Linked DNA regions of Homo sapiens: region 1 is linked to region 2. Evidence: read pairs that join two places in POLR2A ChIA-PET (ENCODE). Cell type or tissue: OCI-LY7. All regions are shown on one strand. Each heading gives the region's core, and the rest is flanking DNA. Links, peaks and the distances in the headings are about the cores only.

Region 1 (11,284 bases), core at 6,285-11,284, 52 kb before region 2:
TCTGCAGTCATCTGACAGGAGTGTTTCCAGGAAGGCAGCCGCAGCTCCGGGCCAGAGTCCCCTGCAGCAGCCCCAGCCCTGGCCTCACCCCCTCAGGCCAGTGCACGGGGCACAGAGGCTCCCTCCTCATCAGCTCCCCAGGGGGGCTCCCCCAGGGCAATCCCTGATAAAAGGACAAAGGCCTGGGGAGGGGTGGGACCTGGAGGGAGGTTTGCTTCAACGCTGGACAGTGGGGAAGCTCTTGTCCTCCAACTCAATGGCATAGAACCTTGGGGGGAATCTGAAGCCCGCCTGTCCAGGGCAAGCCTGGGGCTGGCTGTGGCCAGGAGACCCTCAAGCACATGAACTTGTGCTGTCACACAGCAGCATCCGTGCCAGCAACCGTGGGAAAGAATGGATTTCTGTCAGCTTGTGTTTTCTGTGAACTTGGGAAGGACACACAGGAAAGTAATAGAAGATTCACACCTGTAATCCCAGCACTTTGGGAGGCCAAGGCTGGATCACTTGAGCTCGGGAGTTCAAGACCAGCCTGGGCAATATAGTGAAACCTCCGTCTCTCCAAAAAATGCAAAAATTAGGCCGGGTGTGGTGGCTCACGCCTGTAATCCCAGCACTTTGGGAGGCTGAGGCAGGCAGATCACCTGAGGTTGGGAGTTCGAGACCAACCTGACCAACATGGAGAAACCCCGTTTCTACTAAAAATACAAAAATTAGCCCGGCGTGGTGGTGCACACCTGTAATCCTAGCTACTTGGGAGGCTGAGGCAGGAGAATCACTTGACCCTGGGAGGCAGAGGTTGTGGCTGAGATTGCACCATTGCACTCCAGCCTGGGCAATAAGAGCCAAATTCTGTCTCAAAAAAAAAAAAAAAATAGCCGGGCGTGATGGTGCACGCCTGTAGCCCCAGCTACCTGAGTGGCTGAGGTGGGAGAATTGCTTGAGCCCAGGAGGTTGAGGCTGGAGTGAGCCATGTCTCTGCCCCCGCCTCCTAAGCACCCGCCAGGACCAGTCACCACGGTTGCACTTCACACCCACAAACTCTAGAGGTCTGTGCTCACACTTGGTCCCAGCAACTGTGACCATCTGGCCAAGGCCACCCAACCCTCCACCCAGGATGCTCCAGGTGGCTGGAAGGTCCCCGCCCACCCTGCCACAGCCACATTCTCCCAGCCCTACCGCCACCCTCCCCAGTGGGGCCTCCCACTTTTTTAGCTCTCGCCCCTTGGTCCCGGGACCAGGGCAACTGCGACCATCTGCAACCTCTGCCCCTGGGCCGCCATGTTTCCACCATCCTTCCCTGCTTCCCTGCACACTTCTCCACCTGGCACCTCCCTATGCTGTGCTCACCTGCCAGGGCCCTGCGCTTAGGTCCTTCTAGGTTCCCTCCAACTACCCCCATTCTGCAGCTAGCTGGGCCTAAGGGAAGTTGCTCCCCAGGGTGGGGCGTCACTGCTGGCGGAGAAACCTGGGGATGACCTGGGCCACTGGCTCACTCTCCTGAACCACATCTGCACAACATGCCCGTTAAAAAAAAAAAAGCTGCTGCCATCCCAGCAATTTGGGAGGCCAAGGCGGGCGGATCATGAGGTCAGGAGTTCAAGACCAGCCTGACCAACATGGTGAAATCCTGTCTCTACTAAAAATACAACATTTAGCCGGGCATGGTGGCACGCAACTGTCATCCCAGCTACTCAGCTGAGGCAGGAGGATCACTTGAGCCCGGGAATCTGAGACCAGCCTGGGCAACATGGCAAAACCCCATCTCTACAAACAATACAAAAATTAGCCCAGAATGGTGGTATGCACCTGTAGCCTAAGCTACTAGGGAGGCTGAGGTGAGAGGATCACCTAAGCCTGGGGAGGTCAAGGCTGCAGTGAGCTCTGGTTGCAGTGTGTGCACCACTGCACTCCAGCCTGGGCAACAGAGCAAGACCCTGTCTCAAAAATAAAAAAATACGCTAAATAAACTTTACAATACAAAAGCGGTGGATTAAAATTTCCATTACCGGCTGGACACGGCTCACGCCTGTAATCCCAGCACTTTGGGAGGCTGAGGCAGGTGGATCACTTGAGGCCAGGAGTTTGAGACCAGCCTGGCCAACATGGTGAAAACCCATCTCTACTAAAAATACAAAAAATTAGCCAGGTGTGGTGGCTCACGCTTATAGTCCCAGCTACTCTGGAGGCTGAGGCACAGGAGTCACTTGAACCTAGGAGGCGGAGGTTGCAGTGAACCACGATCGCACCACAGCACCCCAGCCTGGGTGGCGAGCAAAACTCTGTTTCAAAAATAAATAAATAAATAAATAAATAAATACTAATATGATGGTATAAGTACCCTTTACCCCTTGCTTTTGGAAAAATATGTTAATGTAATGGACATTTTTTGTTGTTGTTGTTTTTGAGATGGAGTCTCGCTTCTTCGCCCAGGCTGGAGTGCAATGGCACAATCTCAGCTCACTGCAATCTCCGTCTCCCGGGTTTAAGTGATTCTCCTGCCTCAGCCTCCCAGGATTACAGGCACATGCCAGCATGCCCGGCTAATTTTTGTATTTTTAGTAGAGACAGGGTTTCACCATGTTGGCCAGGCTGGTCTCGAACGCCTGACCTCAACTGATCCTCCCACCTCGGCCTCCCAAAGTGCTGAGATTACAGGCATGAGCCACGGCACCCGGCTGTAATGGACGTTTTCTAACCAGATGTAGTGGTATGCACCTGTAGTCCCAGGTGCTTGGAAGGCTGAGGCAGGAGGATGGCTTGAGCCCAGGAGTTCAAGGCTGCTGTGAGCTATTACTGTGCCACTGTACTCCAGTCTGGGTGACAGAGCGATATTCTGTCCCTGCAAAAAAAAAAAAAAAAAAGTAATGGAAATTTTTTTTTTTTTTCCTCTGAGACAGAGTCTCGCTCTGTGGCCCAGGCTGGAGTGCAGTGGCATGATCTTGGCTCACTGCAACCTCTGCTTCCCAGGTTCAAGCAATTCTCCAGCCTCAGCCTCCTGAGTAGCTGGGACTACAGGTGTGAGCCATCACGCCTGGCTAATTTTTTGTATTTTTAGTAGAGACGGGTTTTCACCATGTTGGCCAGGCTGGTCTCAAACTCCTGGCCTCAAGTGATCTGCCCGCCTCAGCCTCCCTAAGTGCTGGGATGACAGACGTGAGCCACCAAACCCCACCTCATTCAGCTAAGTTTTTTTTTTTTTTTTTAAGTTTGCAGTAGAGATGGAGTCTTACTGTGTTGCCCAGGCTGGTCTTGAACTCCTGAGCTCAAGCAGTCCTCCTGCCTTGGCCTCCCAAAGTCCTGGGTTACAGGTGTGAGCCACTGCCTGGCCAACATATTGGGTTTTTTTTGTTGGTTTTTTGTTTGTTTGTTTGAGACGGAGTTCTGTTCTTTTTGCCTAGGCTGGAGTGCAATGGTGAGATCTCGGCTCACTGCAACCTCCGCCTCCTGGGTTCAAGCGATTCTCCTGTCTCAACCTCCCAAGTAGCTGGGATTACAGGGCCTGCCACCACACCCAGCGATTTTGTATTTTTAGTAGAGATGGGGTTTCACCGTGTTGGTCAGGCTGGTCTTGAACTCCTGACCTCAGGTGATCCACCTGCCTCAGCCTCCCAAAGTGCCGGGATTATAGGTGTAAGCCAAACCTATTGGTTTTTTGTATTAATTAATGATAACATTATAGTCCAGTTTCTGGCTTTGAGGTTTTTTTTGCTTTTTTTTTTTTGAGATGGAGTCTCGCTCTGTCGCCCAGGCTGGAGTGCGGTGGCACGATCTCAGCTCACTGCAAGCTCCGCCTCCCAGGTTCACACCATTCTCCTGCCTCAGCCTCCCGAGTAGCTGGGACTACAGGCGCCCGCTACCACGCCCGGCTAATTTTTTTTTTTTTTGGTATATTTTAGTAGAGACAGGGTTTTACTGTGTTGGCCAGGATGGTCTCGATCTCCTGACCTCGTGATCCGCCCGCCTCGGCCTCCCAAAGTGCTGGGATTACAGGTGTGAGCCACCGCGCCCGGCATGGCTTTGAGTTTTAACATCTGCAAGTTTGACAACTTTGTCAAAATTGATCTTTTTCTTGTTGTCATGATACTCCAGCTATGTTTATCCACCTATTTTTCCTCATGGTCAACCAGAAAACACTTTTTATTCACTTGAATTTAGAAAATTGTCTTTCACTTAAAGCCACAGATACACAAAGGTAGGAAGAACCTTGACCACAGGACATAGTGTTTGGTTTATAAAACTCCCACTTCACAGGACATTCTAGACATTGTGATTCTGTCTGTGTCTTTGTTTTTTTAAGGTGATCCTAGTGACATTCAGATCTCTCTGCAGTCAAAATAATTGTAAATTCAAATGAAAACTCCCAAGTGGCCCCACACGGTGATGATTATACAACTAATGTCCTGTTTTGCTGTCGAAGACAGGAGCCAGGCCGGTCACGGTGGCTCACGCCTATTATCCCAGCACTTTGGGAGGCCAAGGCATGTGGGTCACCTGCAGTCAGGAGTTCAAGACCAGCCTGGCCAACGTGGTGAAACCCCGTCTCTGCTAAAAATACAAAAATTACCCAGGTGTGTTGGCGGGCACCTGTAATCCCAGCTATGTGGGAGGCTGAGGCAGGAGAATTGCTTGAACCCAGGAGGCGGGCGTTGCAGTGAGCCGAGATTGCACCATTGCACTCCAGCCTGGGTGACAGAGGGAGCTACTGGGAAGGCAGAGGCATGAGAATCACTTGAACCCAGGAGGCGGAGGAGGTTGCAGTGAGCTGAGATGGCACCACTGCACTCTAGCCTAGGAGACAGAGCAAAACTCTGCCTCAAAAAAAAAAAAAAAAAAAAAAAAAAAAAAAAAGGGGAGCAAGTTGTGCCGACAGTGGACAGAGAGGCCTTGGGAGCTGCTGCACAGCAGGGCTGCCTACTGGGGCTTAAGCCTCCAGAACTGTCTGGGACCCCCAGAACTTCCCCTCATCAGCCAGCACAGCCAGGCGACTTTCCCCTCCTCACTCCCACAGCAGGCAGGAGACAGTGGATCTGGGGGCCCTCCAGCCTCAGGGGCACCAGGCTCAGCTCTTCTCCCTTGGCTCGCTGGAGGCTGGCAGTGGGGAGGCCACTTCCCCATGGGTGGGACCATGTTGCTCTCTAGGACCCCAGTAGAAATGGCCGTGTCCCACCCCATCATCCTGCAGTGGAATTAATAATGGAAAGTCCCGCCGGGCACAGAAGGCTGCTCTGCATGTGGGCTGACCTTAGCAAGGATTGCCAGACACAGGGAAAAAACAGAGCCCTGAACCAAACAAAAGAGCGGAGAGGGAGGGTACAGGCACCAGAGGAGAATGTGAGAAGAACCAAATTAGTAATCTTAGAAGAAAAAAGAGAAGAATTTGTGAAATAGAATGCTATAAAATTCAATGCTATAAAAAGAACTTAAGAGAATGTAAGAGGAGTCAGATGTCGTGGTTCATGCCTATAATCCCAGCTACCTGGGAGGCTGAGGCAGGAGGATCACTGGAGCCCAGGAGGTGGAGGCTGCAGTGAGCCAAGATTGCACCACTGCACACCAATTGGGCAACAGAGCCAGATACCGTATTAGAAAAAGACAAAGGAAAGAGAGAAAGAAAGGAAAGAAAGAAAAAGAAAGAAGGAATATAAGAGGGAGCCCTTCTAAATAAAAAATGTGATATCGAAGTTAAGAAAAATGTTAAGTAGAAAGGTTATACATTGAGGAAATCTCCCAAAATTAGAACAGAAAGAACATGAGTTGAAAAACAGGAAAGACTGGCCAGGCGCGGTGGCTCACGCCTGTAATCCCAGCACTTTGGGAGGCTGAGGTGGGCGGATCACCTGAGGTCAGGAGTTTGAGATGAGCCTGACCAACATGGTGAAACCTCGTCTCTACTAAAAATACAAAAAAATTAGCCAGGCATGGTGGCAGGTGCCTATAATCCCAGCTACTTGGGAGGCTGAGGCAGGAGAATCGCAGAAACCCGGGAAGTGGAGCTTGCAGTGAGCCAAGATTGCGCACTGCACTCCAGCCTGGGCGATAAAGCGGGACTCCGTCTCAAAAAAAAAAAAAAAAAGTTGGTTGGGCATGGTGGCATATGATTGTAGTCCCAGCTACTTGGGAGGCTGAGGCAGGAGGATCACTTGAGCCCAGGAGGTCAAGGATGCAGTGAGCCACAATTGAGCTGCTGCACTCCAACCTGGGAAACAGAGCAAGGCCTTGTCTCAAAAACAGTAATTAAAAAATAAAAATAACAGAAACTGCTACCATCAGACTGGGTGCCAATATGTAATAAGAGAGGAGGGAACGTTTTCTGCCAAAAAGTAGGAAGGACAGATGTCCAGAGAGAGGGCCGCACTGTCTCTGGGTGTGATGTCCATGTGTCTTCATTGTGGTGGAGCCGGGGAGGGTCCCGGGGCCTGCCGGGTGCTTCTCACTGTAGGTGGTGCAGCAGCTGACACAGATGGTGGGGAAGAATGTGAATTGAGTAAGTCAAATGGCCCTAGGAAATTAGGCGAAACCTGGTGCAGTTGTGTGGCCTGCTCTTCTTTTGTGTATCAGGGTCTCAACTTTTCTTAGAGGAGCTTATCTAGGTACAGCATGTAGTATCGGCGGTGACACAGACATTTTCTTATTTAACCAATGACCACTCAAGGATTGCTTAGTTTAGGTTCCATTAAGCTACCAGCAGAAGGCACTGATTGTGAAATTTCACAGCATTACCCTGCAAAGTGGAAAGGTACCATTAAGAGGGATAAAGGTTTTGTTATGATGTGGAGTCTCATTCCTTTGTCTTGGGAAGGCTGTCTGCAGCATTTAAACATCAGCTTCTCCTCCTGGTTTGTAGTTTGAATGTCTCTGGTCATAACATCAGACAGTTTGGATTACAGGCTTGAGCCACTGCACCCAGCCCCATCAGTTTCTTTATTACAGTTCTGAAAGTTTTAATTTAGTTCATTGACCTTAAAGTTATCAGAAATCTGCCGGGTGCGGTGGCTCACGCCTGTAATCCCAGCACTTTGGGAGGCCGAGGCGGGCAGATCACGAGGTCAGGAGATCGAGACCACGGTGAAACCCCATCTCTACTAAAAATACAAAAAAAAATTAGCCGGGCGCAGTGGCAGGCACCTGTAGTCCTGGCTACTCAGGAGGCTGAGGCAGGAGAATGGCGTGAACTCGGGAGGCAGAGCTTGCAGTGAGCCGAGATCACGCTACTGCACTCCAGCCTGGGCTACAGAGCAAGACTCCGTCTCAAAAAAAAAAAAAAACAGTTATCAGAAATCTGTGTTCAAGAGTACTTGTTAGAGTCTTTTCCATGAAAACCAATTTTGGACTGTACCTTATTCCAAATGCTTTCAGAAAACCATTGTGAATGATAAAAACTTAAAATAGCCACAGTTAAAAATCTGATGACAGTTCCCAAGTGACAAGGAAACTTAGTTACTTCCATTACATGCAGCATGTTAAGATAGCAACCAGAATGGTGACTACCAGTGTCACATCAGGGCCATCAGACTTTTATAAATTTCATATAATTTTTAGAATACATTAATAACATATCCAGAGCCAGGTGTGGTGGATCATGTCTGTAATCCCAGTAACTTGGGAGGCTGAGGTGACAGGATCACTTTTGGCCAAGAGTTTGAGATCAGGCTGGGCAACATAGCAAGACCCCACCTATAATAAAAATAAAATAAATTACCTGGGTGGTGGCACATGCCTATAGTCCTACCTGCTTGGGAGGCTGAGGTGGGAGGATTTTTTTTTTTTTTTTTGAGACGGAGTCTCGCTGTCACCCAGGCTGGAGTGCAGTGGCACGATCTCGACTCACTGCAGGCTCCGCCCCCCAGGGTTCACACCATTCTCCTGCCTCAGCCTCCCGAGTAGCTGGGACTACAGGCGCCTGCCACCACGCCTGGCTAATTTTTTGTATTTTTAGTGGAGACGGGGTTTCACCGTGTTAGCCAGGATGGTCTCGATCTCCTGACCTCGTGATCCGCCCGCCTCGGCCTCCCAAAGTGCTGGGATTACAGATGTGAGCCACCACGCCTGGCTGGGAGGATTTCTTGAGTCTAAGATTTTGAGGCGGCAGTGAGCCATAATCATGCCAGTACACTCCATCCAGCCTGGGCAACAGAGACCCTGTCTATAATAAACAAACAAAAACGTATCTATACAAATATAACTTTAGGAAAAGTTCAACATAACCAAAATTATGACTAACATTAAATTTTCATGAATTTTTATAATTTGTGGAACATTTATACCAATAAATACTAATAAATATAACTGAAAGATTTAGTGTTATCATTTGACAACTTATCAAATAAGTCTTATCATTTAATATCTCTACAAAGTGAGGTGTATATTCTTTGAGGCTCTTCATGAACCGAAGTGGAAAATCGCAAAGTTAAATTTAGGTCAAAAAGACTTAACTTAGGATATTGATCCTGGGGAAGCCAGTCAAAGATGTCAAAAGATTCAAAACACTTAATAAAAATAGAATCATAGTAACCAGAGTGATAATCAAAAAACTTTGGGCTGGGCTTGGAGGCTCACACCTGTAATCCCAATACTTTGAGAAGCTGAGGTGGGTGGATCACAAGGTCAGGAGTTCGAGACTGGCCTGACCAATATGGTGAAACCCTGTCTCTACTAAAAATACAAAAATTAGCTGGGCATGGTGGTGCGCACCTGTAGTCCCAGCTACTCGGGAGCCTGAGGCAGGAGAATCACTTGAACCCAGGAGGCAGAGGTTGCAGTAAACCAAGGTCATGCCACTGCACTCCAGCCTGGGCAACAGAGAGATACTCTGTCCCTGGAAAAAAAAAAAAAAAAGCAATGTATGACATAGGTGACCAGTTTTTTTAGTTTTGTATTAGTGTATTTTTAATAGAAAAGATCAATATTTAGAAAGACTTACAAATAATTCCTTCTAATTATAGCTAACTTAATTACACACAAAATACCTTTCATAAATTCCCTTTTCACAAGTCTTATCAAAACTTACTCATACCAGACCAGGCGTGGTGGCTCATGCCTGTAATCCCAGCACTTTGGGAGGCTGAGGCTCACCTGAGGTCAGGAGCTCAAGACCAGCCTGGCCAACATGGCGAAACCCCTCTCTACTAAAAATACAAAAACTAGCCAGGAATAGTGGCATGTGCCTGTAATCCCAGCCACTCAGGAGGCTGAGGCAGGAGAATCACTTGAACCCGGGAGGTGGAGGTTGCAGTGAGCTGAGACTGTGCCACTACACTCCAGCGTGGGCAACAGAGCAAGACTGTCTCAAAAAACAAAAACTTACTCAGACTATTGGTGACATGCTTGGACTTTCTGTTTTGTCCTATGGTTCTGCTTTCTTTCCTTATCTTTTTCTTTCTTTCTTTCTTTTTTTTTTTTTTTTTGAGACAGGGCCTGACTCTGTTGCCCAGGCTGGAGTGCAGTGGCTCTATCTTGGCTCACTGCAGTCTTCACCTCCCAGGCTCAGGTGATCTTCCAAATTCAGCCTCCCAATTAGCTGGAACTACAAGTGTGTGCCACCATGGGCAGCTAATTTTTATATTTTTTGTAGAGATGGGGTATCACCATGTTGCCCAGGCTGGTCTTGAACTCTTGAGCTCAAGTGATCCACCTTGCCTCAGCCTTCCAAAGCACTGGGATTACAGGCATGAGCCACCACACCTGGCCAGTTTCTTTTTCTTAAATAACCGGTCACTTTAGGACAAACATTTACCATATGTGATTCCTTCTTATTTAAAATTATTATCTCTCTCTTTTCTTTTCTTTCTTTCTTTCTTTCTTTCTTTTTTTTTTTTTTTTTTTTGACAGAGAGTTTTGTTCTGTTGCCCAGGCTGGAGTGCAGTGGTGTGATCTTGGCTTGCTGCAACCTCTGCCTCCCAGGTTCAAGTGATTCTCCTGCCTCAGCTTCCTGAGTAGCTGGGACTACAGGCACCCACCACCACGCCTGGCTGTTTTGTATTTTTAGTAGAGATGGGGTTTCACCATATTGGCCAGGCTGGCCTCAAACTCCTGACCTTGTGATCCGCCTGCCCCGGCCTCCCAAAGTGTTGGGATTACATGCATGAGCCACCATGCCTGGCTATTTCTTTTTTATAAACTTACTTACCAAAATATATCTTCATATCCATAACTTCACATTTCTCTTTCCTGCTTACTGATTCCTATCTTATTTCATATTTGGAAATAACCTTGAAATAACCTCCAAATTAGACAAAATTATTCTTTAAAAAAATAAAGATCACATTTTATGCCTTTTTTATATTTTTCCTCATCAGAAGCACATGTTATATGGAAATGATCCACACACTTAAAGAACATCTGTTATTTAACATAACACAACTTTAAAATTTAAAGTACATGAAAAGTTCATTTATAAGAATTAATTGGCTGGGCTTGGTGGCTCACACCTGTAATCACAGCACTTTGGGAGGCTGAGGTGGTGGATTACCTGAGGTCAGGAGTTCGAGACCAGCCTGGCCGACATGGTGAAACACCATCTCTACTAAAAATACAAAATTTAGCCAGGTGTGGTGGCGTGCACCTGTAGTCCCAGCTACTCGGGAGGCTGAGGCAGGAGAATCGCTTGAACCCAGGAGGTGGAGGTTGTAGTGAGCTGACATTGTGCCAATGCACTCAAGCTTGGGCAACAGATGGAGTGAGACTCTGTCGCAAAAAAATAACGAATTTATCAGATTTACATTTACGTAATGTATTTATTTATTTATTTACGTATTTAGGGCACATTGGCATTGTGTGTACTAATATACTTATTTTTAACAGATTACCTAGATTACTTATGAAAACTGAGATATTGGCTGGGCACACCTGTAATCCCAGAACTTTGGGAGGCCTAATCAGGCAGATCATGAGGTCAAGAGTTCAAGACCATCCTGGGCAATATGGTGAAACCCCGTCTCTACTAACAATACAAAAATTAGCTGGGCTTGGTGGCATGTGCCTGTAGTCCTGGCTACTTGGGAGGCTGAGGCAGGAGAATTGCTTGAACCTGGGAGGCGGAGGTTGCAGTGAGACAAGATCGCGCCACCGCATTCCATCCCAGGCGACAGTGTGAGACCCCGTCTCAAAAACAGAAAAAAGAAGACATAGTGAGAGCGGAGTAAGCATGTCACTTAAACATGTGGAAGTGAACACCCAAAAGTACAAAGCAGCTGTGAAACTTGGAAGCAGTAACCTCTGGGGATTGGGAACATGGTGGGCAGAGGGACAGGGGGTGACCACTGATTTTTTAAAAATCCAAGCTGTC
Region 2 (11,413 bases), core at 2,085-7,084:
CTCCCCGGCCCCGATCCTGGGCACGGCCCCTCCCTCCCGGGCCCCGATCCTGGGCACGGCCCCTCCTGGCCTCAGCATACTGGAAGGGGACCCTCCTGGCTGGGTCGATGTCTGTGTTTTTGCCCATGGAGTACGCTTCTGCTGACAGGTGCGAATGAATGGGCCCGCCTGTGTCACCTTCTGACCCTGTTTCTTCATCCAGTGACTGGCCTCTAGTTCACTTTGAGGGAGCAGAATCTAAGTAATCACTGAGGGCGGAGGCCGGACCCTCCCTTCGGAGCCACCTGAGAGGCCCCAGGCCTGCCTCACACCGCACCATCGCAGCTGGGCCTGCTGGTGCCAACCACTCCTCCTGAGCTCCCATGACTGTGCTCTGTTGTGGGGCGTGCTGGGGACTGGGGGAGCTGATGGATGGAGCCTCCCGCCCACCCAAGGATTCCAAGGGGAAGGGAGAACCAGAGGGGAGAGGCACGCCCGGGGCCCTCACACAGCCAGGCATCTGCCCCCACACCAATCACATCCACGTCGCCTGAGCAGAGGGGCATGAACGCTGCCATCAGCCTCACCCCAAACCAGGAAGAGGGTGCGGTGGCAGGTAGAGCTTCTGTGCGCCGGCCCTGTGGGCTCTGTGTCCTGTCAGCCCAGCACCACCCTCCCAGGCCCTAGAGAGCAGCAGATGCCCAGCAACTCCACGGCTGTTCCTGCACAGCAGTCCAAGTGTCAGCTGTCACCACGTGGCAGCTCAAACTCATCTTTGCCTCCCACTAGTAACCCACTAGTTTTTTTTTTTTTGCAGTGAAAAGGAAAGGTGTTTAAAACAGCCCTGGGTGGGAGTGGTGGCTCACGCCTATAATCCCAGCACTTTGGGAGCCCAACGTGGGTGAATCACGTGGTCAGGAGTTCAAGGCCAGCCTGGCCAAGATGGTGAAACCCCGTCTCTACTAAAAATACAAATAATTAGCTGGGTGTGGTGGCGGGCGCCTGTAATCCCAGCTACTCAGGAGGCTGAGGCAGAGAATTGCTTGAACCCGGGAGGCGGAGGTTCCAGTGAGCCGAGATCTCACCACTGCATTCCAGTCTGGGCGACAGTGAGACTCTGTCTCAAAAAAAAAAAAAAAAAAAAAAAACCCAACCAAACCAAAAAACAAACGAACAAACAAACAAAAAAACCAGCCCCAAGGCTTTTTGCTGTCACGATTCTGAACACACAGGGCAGCTGCTCTGCCTCCCACAGCAGGAGCCTCGCCACAGCTGTCACCTCCCCCACCTTCCCGCATCTACCCAGGCCCAGCCCACCCACACCCAATTGAGACCTGGGGGAGGGGTCTATCCCACCATCAAGCCCACCTCACTGAACCTTTTAGTGACACGAACTTTCCACAAGGGCAAGGCTCAAACAAAGGTCTTATTACTGTTTCTGGTGGTGGAGAAGATGTCGGGCTGGGGCCCAAGAAAAAATACCATGTGCACCAAGAGGGTGCAGGCAAGGGAATGCTCCTCGGAATGTACCTCTTTTCAGCCCCCGAGGCGCCCGCGTGCCCACTCACCTGCGGCCAACGCTGCCCCAAGCTGAGCCTCCCAGGTCAGTGGGGCTTCATGAAGCTCACTCAGGCAGCAGGGTGATCCACCCCAAAAGAGCCCCAGAGTTCACGCCAGGGCCCCCACGTCAGCAGGGTCCCTCACAGACAAGAACTCTTCGGGGAGACCCCCTCTGGGGAATGCATCTCCCAGGAACCAGGGCTGAGGGAGGAGAAGCCTGGAGCCCGAACCCACTGGGGCACCCACCACACTTACTCTTGTAGCTCCAGTGGATGCTGGTGACCTGGATCTCCTGTGTGGGGATGTACTCCTCCACGAACGGCCGGCCCTGCAGGCGGTGCCACAGCGCTGTCTTGCCCGTGTTCCTGTCTCCCCGGATCACTATCTTCACTGGGGACGGGAAGAGAAAAAGAAAAGGCAAATTAAACGAACCGAACCCAAGCTGCAGCTTTAAGAGCAACTACAAGGAGAGCCGGTTCTGCTGCCACCTGTTTCATCTTTCTTGCTAGAATCAGACCAGGTGACCGGCAGGCAGGGGAGGAAGACGATGGGTGGGTACCATGGCAACCTCTCCCATCAGGAGGACACCTGGCAGCACACAGAGCATCAACGGCGAACCGGGCCCAGGGGGCAGCTTTCTACTTGGAGCCAGGTCAGGCTTTCTACTTGGAGGACGTGGTTCTGCCCTAGAGCCCACCCCTGGGACCCCTGGTGACCCTCAGGGTCAGGGCCCACCACCTGAGGAGCTCTCCACAGCACCCCAGGCTTCTGCGGATTGCTCCTAACCAGGTTTTCTGCAGCCCTGGAGTCTTTTTTTTTTTTTTTTTGAGACGGAGTCTCGCTTTTTTGCCCAGGCCGTACTGCAGTGGTGCTATCTCGGCTCACTGCAAGCTCCACCTCCCGGGTTCACGCCATTCTCCTGTCTCAGCCTCCCGAGTAGCTGGGACTACAGGCGCCCGCCACCATGTCCAGCTAATTTTTTGTATTTTTAGTAGAGACGGGGTTTCACCGTGTTAGCCAGGGTGGTCTCGATCTCCTGACCTCGTGATCCGCCCGCCTTGGCCTCCCAAAGTGCTGGGATTACAGACGTGAGCCACTGCGAGCCCTGGCGTCTTCAGTGCACAATTCTGCAGAACGCGGGGCCTGCATCCCAGCTCACGCACAACGCGTGTGTGCCGGGTAGCCCCGGGCCTGGGCCTGCTTGCTCCGGGGCTGGGTTGGAGAGGCCACTGCCCAGCTTGTTTTGAAAATGTGATGGGGGAGGGAGGGCAGCTGGGAGGGGAGCACGGACTTAGCAAAGGCGGGAGGTGGCTCAGAACGGGTGGAGATGGGGATGGACCTGGCACCCGACTGGACTAAGAACACCCAGCCTGCGGAGGTGCTGGAAGAACAGGATCGAGAATGACCGAGAAGCTGTGCGGACGCAGCAGCCAGCACTGAGACAGCTGCCCTCGGACCTGGGCAGACCCCGAGAGCTTCTCACACAGGCCTTGGTGAACCCACCACAGGCACGGGGGAGAGAGAAGCCCTGGCCGTCCTCCACGTTTCCAGGAGGGGAGAGCCAGGGAAGCCAGGGAAGGGAGCCGGGTTGGTGGGGAGCAGAGGCAACCAAGGAGCAGGTCTGCAGGCTCCTCCCACTTCCCCAGGTCTCGGGCCTCCCGCCCGCTCCCCCATCTGTGTCAGGTCTGCAGCCTCCTCTCACTCCCGCAACGCCCCCCCCAGGTTTTCTGTCAGGGGGACCCCAAGCTCCCAACGCAGAGGGCGCCCGGCCTCGAAGCTCTGAGGGACCCTGGGCTGTCCCTGTGCCCCACCCGGCTCCTCTCTCCTGGCCCAGTCCCCTCCCTCTACCTCAAGGCACCTGTTCCCACAGTCATTTCTTCTCCCCTGAAGCTTGTTCATTTCCTCGCCCATCCTAGGTACCTCAACGCGCCAACTTTCAACGCCTCTGGTCATATCTCGGCGCCGGCCAGCGCTGCGGCAAAACCTCCAGAGGGGACCCAGGCGCCCTCACGGCCACGGTGGCGGCCGCACCGGCTGGGGGCAGCCAGGAGGCTCCGCGCTTCTCCCGGCCGAGCCCACCCCGCGGAAGGCTGGGCCCTCGTTCCCCTCCCTCTCCCGCGGAGAACTTGGAGAACAGAGGCCGCCTGCAGCGCCCTCCAGCCCGGCGGCCCGGCCTGTGGAGAGCACAGCAGCCCCAAGCGGAGCCGCAGGCGCTCAGCGCAGCCAGGAGGGAGCCAGGCCCCAGCGCGGCGGGAGGCCCGAGACGGGCCGCGGCGCCCTCCCTCCTCCGGCCCGAGGCAGGAACCCGGGCGCGGCCCACAGCTCTGGGCTCAGTCGGGCGGCCGCCGTCCCCCCCAGATGAGCAGCAGCCCGGGCTCGCAGAGACTGCCCGGGCCGCGCACGCATAGCCTCGCTGGGCCCGCGAGAGAACGGCGGCGCCATCCACGTCCGTCCCGCGGCCCCGAGGTCCACGGCCTGAGCGGCGGCCCTGCCTCCCCGCCCCGGCACCGCTCAGGCGGCCCACGCGCTGTGCTTCCCGGTGGTTTCCACATGCGGTGGTCCCGTCTCCGGGTCTTTCCCGGGAGTGGGGCGTTAGCAACGCGGAGAGCGCAGAGACGGTCACAGCGACCGCCCGTTTTCCCGCGGCCAGAACCAACGCGCTGACGTCCCTTGGTCCCCGCATCTCGGCTCCTCAACCCTACGGGACAGAACCCACTTCCTTCATTTTGTAAAAATGGCACATGCTCTTTGTAAGGAACTTAAACAAGGCAGACAAGCACAAGAACCAATGTTAACAAAGCCTCCCAATGCCACTGCCGGAAACCAGCCCTCATGAACGCGGGGAGCTCATTCCAGGCATCTGGCCAGTTTGGCTTCTGCAGAACGTCGGAGAGTTGGGGTCACACAGAATAATTTCTCTCACTCAGCGATACGCACTTAAGGCTCATGCAGGCCTCTCCACGGCTTGAGAACATCTTTTCAGGACTAAATAATGTTCCACCATCTGGATGCACGGAGTTGATCCATTCATCTACTGAAGGACGTCTTGGCCGCACTTTTCCTTGAATTTCCATTGATATTTTTCTCTTTTCGTAATATATATTATTCGGATACTGCAACACCCACACTCAGCCTCTGTTTATTTTTTTCATATCATTTACCAGCTGTCATTTTGCTGTGAGATTTTCCCTTTATTTTCTAAACCTTCCTTTGATTTTATTTTTGCTTTTTAAAAATTATTATTGGCCGGGCACGGTGGCTCACGCCTCTAATCCCAGCACTTTGGGAGGCCGAGGCGGGCGGATCACCTGAGCTCAGGAGTTCGAGACCAGCCTGGACAACATGGAGAAACCCCGTATCTACTAAAAATACAAAATTAGCCGGGTGTGGTGGTGGACACCTGTAATCCCAGCTACTCAGGAGGCTGAGGCAGGAGAATTGCTTAACCCCAGGAGGTGGAGGTTGCAGTGAGCCAAGATCACACCACTGCACTCCAGCCTGGGCAACAGAACAGAACCGTCTCAAAAAAAACAACAAAATTATTTTTACAAACAGGGTCTCACTGTCACCCAGGCTAGAGCCAGCACAGTGGCACCATCCTAGCTCACTGCAGCCTCAATCTCCTGGGCTCAAGTGATCCTCCCACCTTAGCCTCCCAAGTAGCTCAGACTACAGACATCTGCCAGCTAATTTTTTTTTTTTTTTTTTTTTTTTGGAAGATGGAGTCTCACTCTGCCGCACAGGCTGGAGTGCAGTGGTGTGATCTCAGCTAACTGCAACCTCCACCTACTGGATTCCAGTGATTCTCCCATCTCAGCCTCCCAAGTAGCTGGGACTACAGGCGCAAGCCGCCATGCCTAATTTTCTGTATTTTAGTAGAGACAGGGGTTCACCATTTTGCCCGGGCTGGTCTCAAACTCCTGAGCTCAGGCAATCCGCCCATCTTGGCCTCCTAAAGTGCTAGGATTACAGATGTGAGCCACCACCCCATGCCTAGTTTTTTTACTATTTTTTTCTTAGAGACAGGGTCTTGCTTTTTGCCCAAGCTGGTCTCGACCTCCTGGGCTCAAGCAATCCTCCTGCCTTGGCCTCCCAAAGTGCTGGGATTACAGGTATAAGCCACGGCACCAGTGAGGATGGTCCACTTTAATCAATGTTCCTTGAGCCTTCAGGTCCAGAGACTTTCTCTGAGCCTGCGGTAACCCTTCACATTTCTACCCGCTCTCTTTCATTTTGAAGTATATTCTGCATATGGCATCACTGTCGCTGTAGCACTAGGACTATAGCTAGAGCAGCTTTCTTATGGTTAATGTTTACCTAGTGTCTTGTTTCCAACTCCTAACTTTCAACCTTTCGACACCATTATGTTTTGGATGTGTCTCTTATACACCACATAGCCAAATTAAAGAAAAAAAAATTCCTCGAATCTCACATTCTTTCGAGCTGGTGAGTTCTGTTTACTGACAACTGCTGCTGCCATGTTATTTTATGATTTTTAGTTACAGCTCTGGTTCCCTTGCCCCTCCCCCAGCCTTCTATGCCTTTGATTAAAGCTGGACAAGGTGGTTTTCTTTTTTTTTTTTTTTTTTTCTTGAGACGGAGTCTCGTTCTGCTGCCCAGGCTGGAGTGCAGTGGCACCATCTCGGCTCACTGCAAGCTCCGCCTCCCGGGTTCACGCCATTCTCCTGCCTCAGCCTCCCGAGTAGCTGGGACTACAGGCGCCCGCCACCACGCCCGGCTAATTTTTTGTATTTTTATTAGAGACGGGGTTTCACCATGTTAGCCAGGATGGTCTCGATCTCCTGACCTCGTGATCCACTCGCCTTGGCCTCCCAAAGTGCTGGGATTACAGGCGTGAGCCACCGCGCCCGGCCTGGACAAGGTGGTTTTCAGAAAGTATTCTTTCTACCTGGTATTTATTTGGAAGATTTGCAACCTGTTTCTACACTTTGGGAACCCTTAAGTTTTCAACACTCACATCTGCTGCAGTGAAGTCTGAAGTTAACACTTCTTCTTAATAATAATATAGAGATCTGAACGCCTTGACTGTCCAGCTTCACCCTGGGCTGTGTTACTTCTGGTAGTTTCTTCTTTTATATACCCTATATAAATCATGATCACCACTGATTAACATAACCAACGCTTATTCCTTTTCTTTCCTTTTTTTTTTTTGATTAAGTCTCACTCTGTTGCCCAAGCTGGAATGCAATGATGCAGTCTTGGCTCACTGCAACCTCCACCTCCCGGGTTCAAGTGATTCTCCTGTCTCAGCCTCTCGAGTAGCTGAGACTACAGGTACGCACCACCATGCCTGGCTAATTTTTGTATTTTTTTTAGTAGAGATGGGGTCTCACTATGTTGGCCAGGCTGGTCGTGAACTCCTGACCTCGTGATCCACCCACCTTGGCCTCCCAAAGTGTTGGGATTACAGGTGTGAGCCACCGCACCTGACCCACCAACACTTATTTCATTTTCACCACATATTTACCAGTTTCTTTGCTTACCTTTGGTTTTTTTTTTTTTTTTTTTTTTTTTTTTTTTTTTTTTTTTTTGAGACAGAGTCTGGTTTTGTTGCCCAGGCTGGAGTGCAGTGGTGGGATCTCGGCTCACTGCAAGCTCCGTCTCCTGGGTTCACGCCATTCTCCTGCCTCAGCCTCCTAAGTAGCTGGGACTACAGGCGCCCGCCACCACGCCCGTCTAATTTTTTGTATTTTTAGTAGAGACGAGGTTTCACTGTGTTAGCCAGGATGGTCTTGATCTCCTGACCTCGTGATCTGCCCGCCTCGGCCTCCCAAAGTGCTGGGATTACAGGCGTGAGCCACTGTGCCCGTCATTTTTTTTTTTTTTTTTTTTGAGATGGAGTCTTGTTCTGTTGCCCAGGCTGGAGTGCAGCGGCGCGATCTCAGCTCATTCCAACTTGTGCCTCCCGGGTTCACACGATTCTTGTGCCTCGGCCTCCTGAGTAGCTGGGATTACAGGCGCCTGCCCTCATGCCCGGCTAATTTTTGTGTTTTCAGTAGAGACAGCGTTTCACCATGTTGGCCAGGCTGGACTCAAACTCCTGACCTCAAGTGATCCACCTGCCTCAGCCTCGCAAAGTGCTGGAATTAGAAGTGTGAGCCAGCACCCGGCCCCCTTTGCTTTTTGAAATCCACTCCTGTGTTTCGAGCTCAACTCCACCTCTCTGAAGAATAACCTTCAGTATTTATTTCTAAAAGAGCCTTTGCACAGTGAGCCTCAAGCTTCGGCAGAAGTGGAGCCAGTCACACGGCTCTCAAGTGCTCATCAGACAGAGACCTCAGCCCACGTCGGCCTCCCCTCAGCCCACGTCGGCCTCCCCACAGCCCACGTCGGCCTCCCCTCAGCCCACGTCGGCCTCCCCACAGCCCACGTCGGCCTCCCCTCAGCCCACGTCGGCCTCCCCTCAGCCACAGGTTTGCTGCGAGCTGGTCACCAGTCCACTGCATGCTCCTCTCAGGGAAGTCTTTTTGTTCTGGTTGCATCTAAGATGTTTACTTTTTAATGTTTTGAAAATTTCCAATGATGTATCTAGCTGTGGATGTTTTTAAACTCTGGACTTCTTGGAGTTTCCTGTATTTCATGAACTCTGGAAAGTCCTCAGTCTTCCCTTTCTCCTTTCTTGCTCTCTTCTCCTTCTGGAACTTGTACTGGACATGGGCTGGCATCGCCTCCTCCCTGGGCCGCACATCTCTTCCCAACACTGCTCCTCTCTTCAGCTGAGTTAGTGCTGCTTCTCGTGCTGCTTCTCCTGCTGCTGACTGATTTAACGTTAATGACTATGTTTTTCATTTCTAGAGGTTTTCATTCTGTTTCTTTTTCAAACATAAACTGTCTGCTCATGGTTTTTTGTATTTATAATTGACATAATAATTGCACATATCATGGGCATACAGTCTTGACTAGTCTTAAGATTGCTTCCTTTTACATCTTTATCAATTTTAACATACATTTGTTTTCTATTATCTTCACATTTTGAGAATGAAGAGTCTTATTTTCTCTCCCTTGAAATGAAATTTACTCCTTTTAAAAGCTAATTACCCATATACACACCTACTATATGGCCACAAACTCTTTTTTAAAAAAGCTAATTACAAGAAATCCTGTAACATCAGAAATAAGGCAAGTAAAATAATCTGATTTAATTATTTTAAAAAATTACCCCCCCCCCCTTTTTTTTGAGACAGAGTCTCACTCTGTCACCCAGGCTGGAGTGCAGTGGCGCGATCTCGACCCACTGCAACCTCCACCTCCCAGGCTCAAGCAATTCTCCTGCCTCCGCCTCCTGAGTAGCTGGGATTACAGGCATGTGCCCATCACACCCAGCTAATTTTTGTTATTTTTAGTAGAGACAGGGTTTTGCCATGTTGGCCAGGCTGGTCTCAAACTCCTGACCTCAAGTGATCCACCAACCTCGGCCTCCCAAAGTGCTGGGATTACAGGAGTGAGGCACCATGCCCAACTTAACCTCTACTTTTAAGTTAAAAAGTTAGGCTGGTCGCAGTGGCTCTCTCCTGTAATGCCAGCACTTTGGGAGGCCAAGGCAGATGGATCGCTTGGGCCCAGGAGTTTGAGACCAGCCTGGGCAACATGGTGAAACACTGTCTCTACAAAAATTACAAAACTCAGCCAGGCATGGTGGCGTGCACCTGTAGTCCCAGCTACTCAGGAGGCTGAGGTGGGAAGATTGCTTGAGCCAGGGAGGTGAAGGCTGCAGTGAGTCAAGATTGCGCCACTGCACTCCAGTTCAGGCGAAAGAGCAAGACCCTAAATAAATAAAATCAATTTCAGAATCTTTTTTTTCTCCTGCTGGTCCCTTGATCTTGGGTTTTCTTTTTTTCTGCTTAACTTCAGAATCTTAAATGTTGGCTGCAATAAGCTAAGTGATTCTCCTGGAAAACCTTTAGGATTCATCCAAGAAACGCTAAGAAGCCCTGTACTTACCTGTACTTAACCTCATGGTAAACCTGCTCTTTTACTAAACGGGATGTGAACACGACCTCTGTTCTAAGCTTGTTTTAGAAGATACAATGCAGAAAACACAGAGCTCTATTTGAGGCCCTGAGCCTTTCTTACCCTGATTCAATTTAACTCCTTCACATTCCTGCAGCTTTCCTGCAAAATATGGAATAATTTTCTTACATTTTCATACCAAGAAGAGCTTATGATTTATCTCAGATGCATGAAGGTTTAACTCCTAACCAGGCCCTCTCACAGTGCCAGCAGCATCTCCTGGGCCCATTACAAGGGCCCAGCCACCTCCCCACCCTGACAGCCTGTGCTGCAGCTGGTGTCAGCCACACCTTGCTCCTCTCCCACTCTGCACCCTGCAAAGATTTCCCATCCTCAGCAGCTTCAGACTACTTGGTGTCGAGGCAGGTAAAAACCAAGGTGACCCCAAGAAAATGGCTGCTCCCCCAAAGGAGGCAGAAGGAGGAAGTGAAGATGAGGAAATGTCAGAAGATGAAGAAGATGACAGCTGTGGAGAAGAGACTGTCACACCTCAGGAGAAAGGCAAGAAGGCTGCTGCAACCCCAGCCAAGAAGGTGACAGTTTCCCGAACAAAAAAGGCTGCAGGTGCCACACCCACCAAGAAAGCAACTGTCACTCCAGGCAAAGCAGTCGCCACACCTGCCAAGAAGGGAGCCATAGCAGGCAAAGCACTGGCAGCAGCTCCTGGCAAGAAGGGACACCCCAGCCAAGGGGGCAAAGAACGGCAAGAACGCCAAGAAGGAAGACAGCGATGAGGAGGAGGATGACTCTGAACCAGCAGTGATGAAGGCAGCAGCGGGTGCCCCTGCCTCAGGGGATGAGGACGAGGACGATGAGGACGATGCTGAGGAAGATGGCTCTGAAGCAGCACCTATGGAAACAACACCAGCCAAAGGAAAGAAAGCTTCTACAAATGCTGTTCCTGGGAAAGCCAAGAGGATGGCTGGGAATGAAGATGAAGAGGATGATGAGGACAAGGACGAGGGTGACGATGATGAAGAGGATGAAGTGATGAAGACGACAAAGAGGAGGAAGGGTCTGTCAAAGAAGCACCTGGAAAATGAAGGAAATGACCAAACAGCAGCTTCTGAAGCCAAGAAACACAAAGTGGAGAGTGAGAAGCACAGAACCAACTGTGCCTTTTTTTTTTTTTTAAGACAGGGTCTCACTCTCTCGCCCAGGTTGGACTGCAGTGGCGCAATCTTGGCTCACTGCAACCTTCACCTGCCAGGCTCAAGTGATTCTCCTGCTTCAGCCTCCTGAGTAGCTGGGATTACAGGCGTGTACCACTACCACCCGGCTAATTTTTGTATTTTTAGTAGAGACGGGGTTTCACCATGTTGGCCAGGCTGGAACGTCTTTCAATCTTTGTTGGAAACCTGAACTTTAACAAGTCTGCTCCTGAGTTAAAAACTAGTATCCATGGGCCAGGCCTGGTGGCTCACGCCTGTAATCCCAGCACTTTGGGAGGCTGAGGTGGACAGATCACAAGGTCAGGAGTTTGAGACCAGCCTGGCCAACATAATGAAACCCTGTCTCTACTAAAAATACAAAAATTAGCCGGGCGTAGTGGTGCGTGCCTGTAGTCCCAGCTACTGGGGAGGCTGAGGCAGGAGAATCACTTGAACCCGGGAGGTGGAAGCTGCAGTGAGCACCATTGCACTCCAGCCTGGGTAACAGAGCAAGACCCTGTCTCGAAAAAGAAAGAAAAACAAAAACTAGTATCCATGATATTTTTGCTAAAAATGATCTTGCTGTTGTGGATGTCAGAATGGGTATGACAAGGAAATCTGACTATGTGGATTTTCAAGCTGCTGAAGACCTGGAAAGAGCCTTGGAACTCGCTGGTTTGAAAGACTTTGGC

What was found. Peaks named below come from ENCODE experiments on the same cell type or tissue, not always from the same donor. Only the 100,000 strongest peaks of a DNase experiment are listed, where the experiment ranks them.
Region 1: POLR2A ChIA-PET joins it to region 2 with 5 read pairs; 6 of 35 experiments call an interaction of 5 or more read pairs at or near these places.

Annotation. Positions count from the first base shown.
Region 1 is chr9:136,870,641-136,881,924 of GRCh38, reverse strand. No RefSeq gene overlaps it. Among named protein-coding and RNA genes, the nearest start is that of EDF1, 10 kb to the right of the region's middle. RefSeq lists an enhancer at 947-996 and a silencer at 1,117-1,166. In OCI-LY7, for the core only: no CTCF peak of the experiment used is centred there; a DNase peak (open chromatin) is centred at 9,314.
Region 2 is chr9:136,814,041-136,825,453 of GRCh38, reverse strand. RABL6 (RAB, member RAS oncogene family like 6) reads right to left here. Exons shown (of 15, transcript NM_024718.5): 2 at 1,795-1,929. It also overlaps the pseudogene NCLP1. Among named protein-coding and RNA genes, the nearest start is that of CCDC183-AS1, 11 kb to the right of the region's middle. RefSeq lists an enhancer at 2,275-3,163. In OCI-LY7, for the core only: no CTCF peak of the experiment used is centred there; no DNase peak of the experiment used is centred there.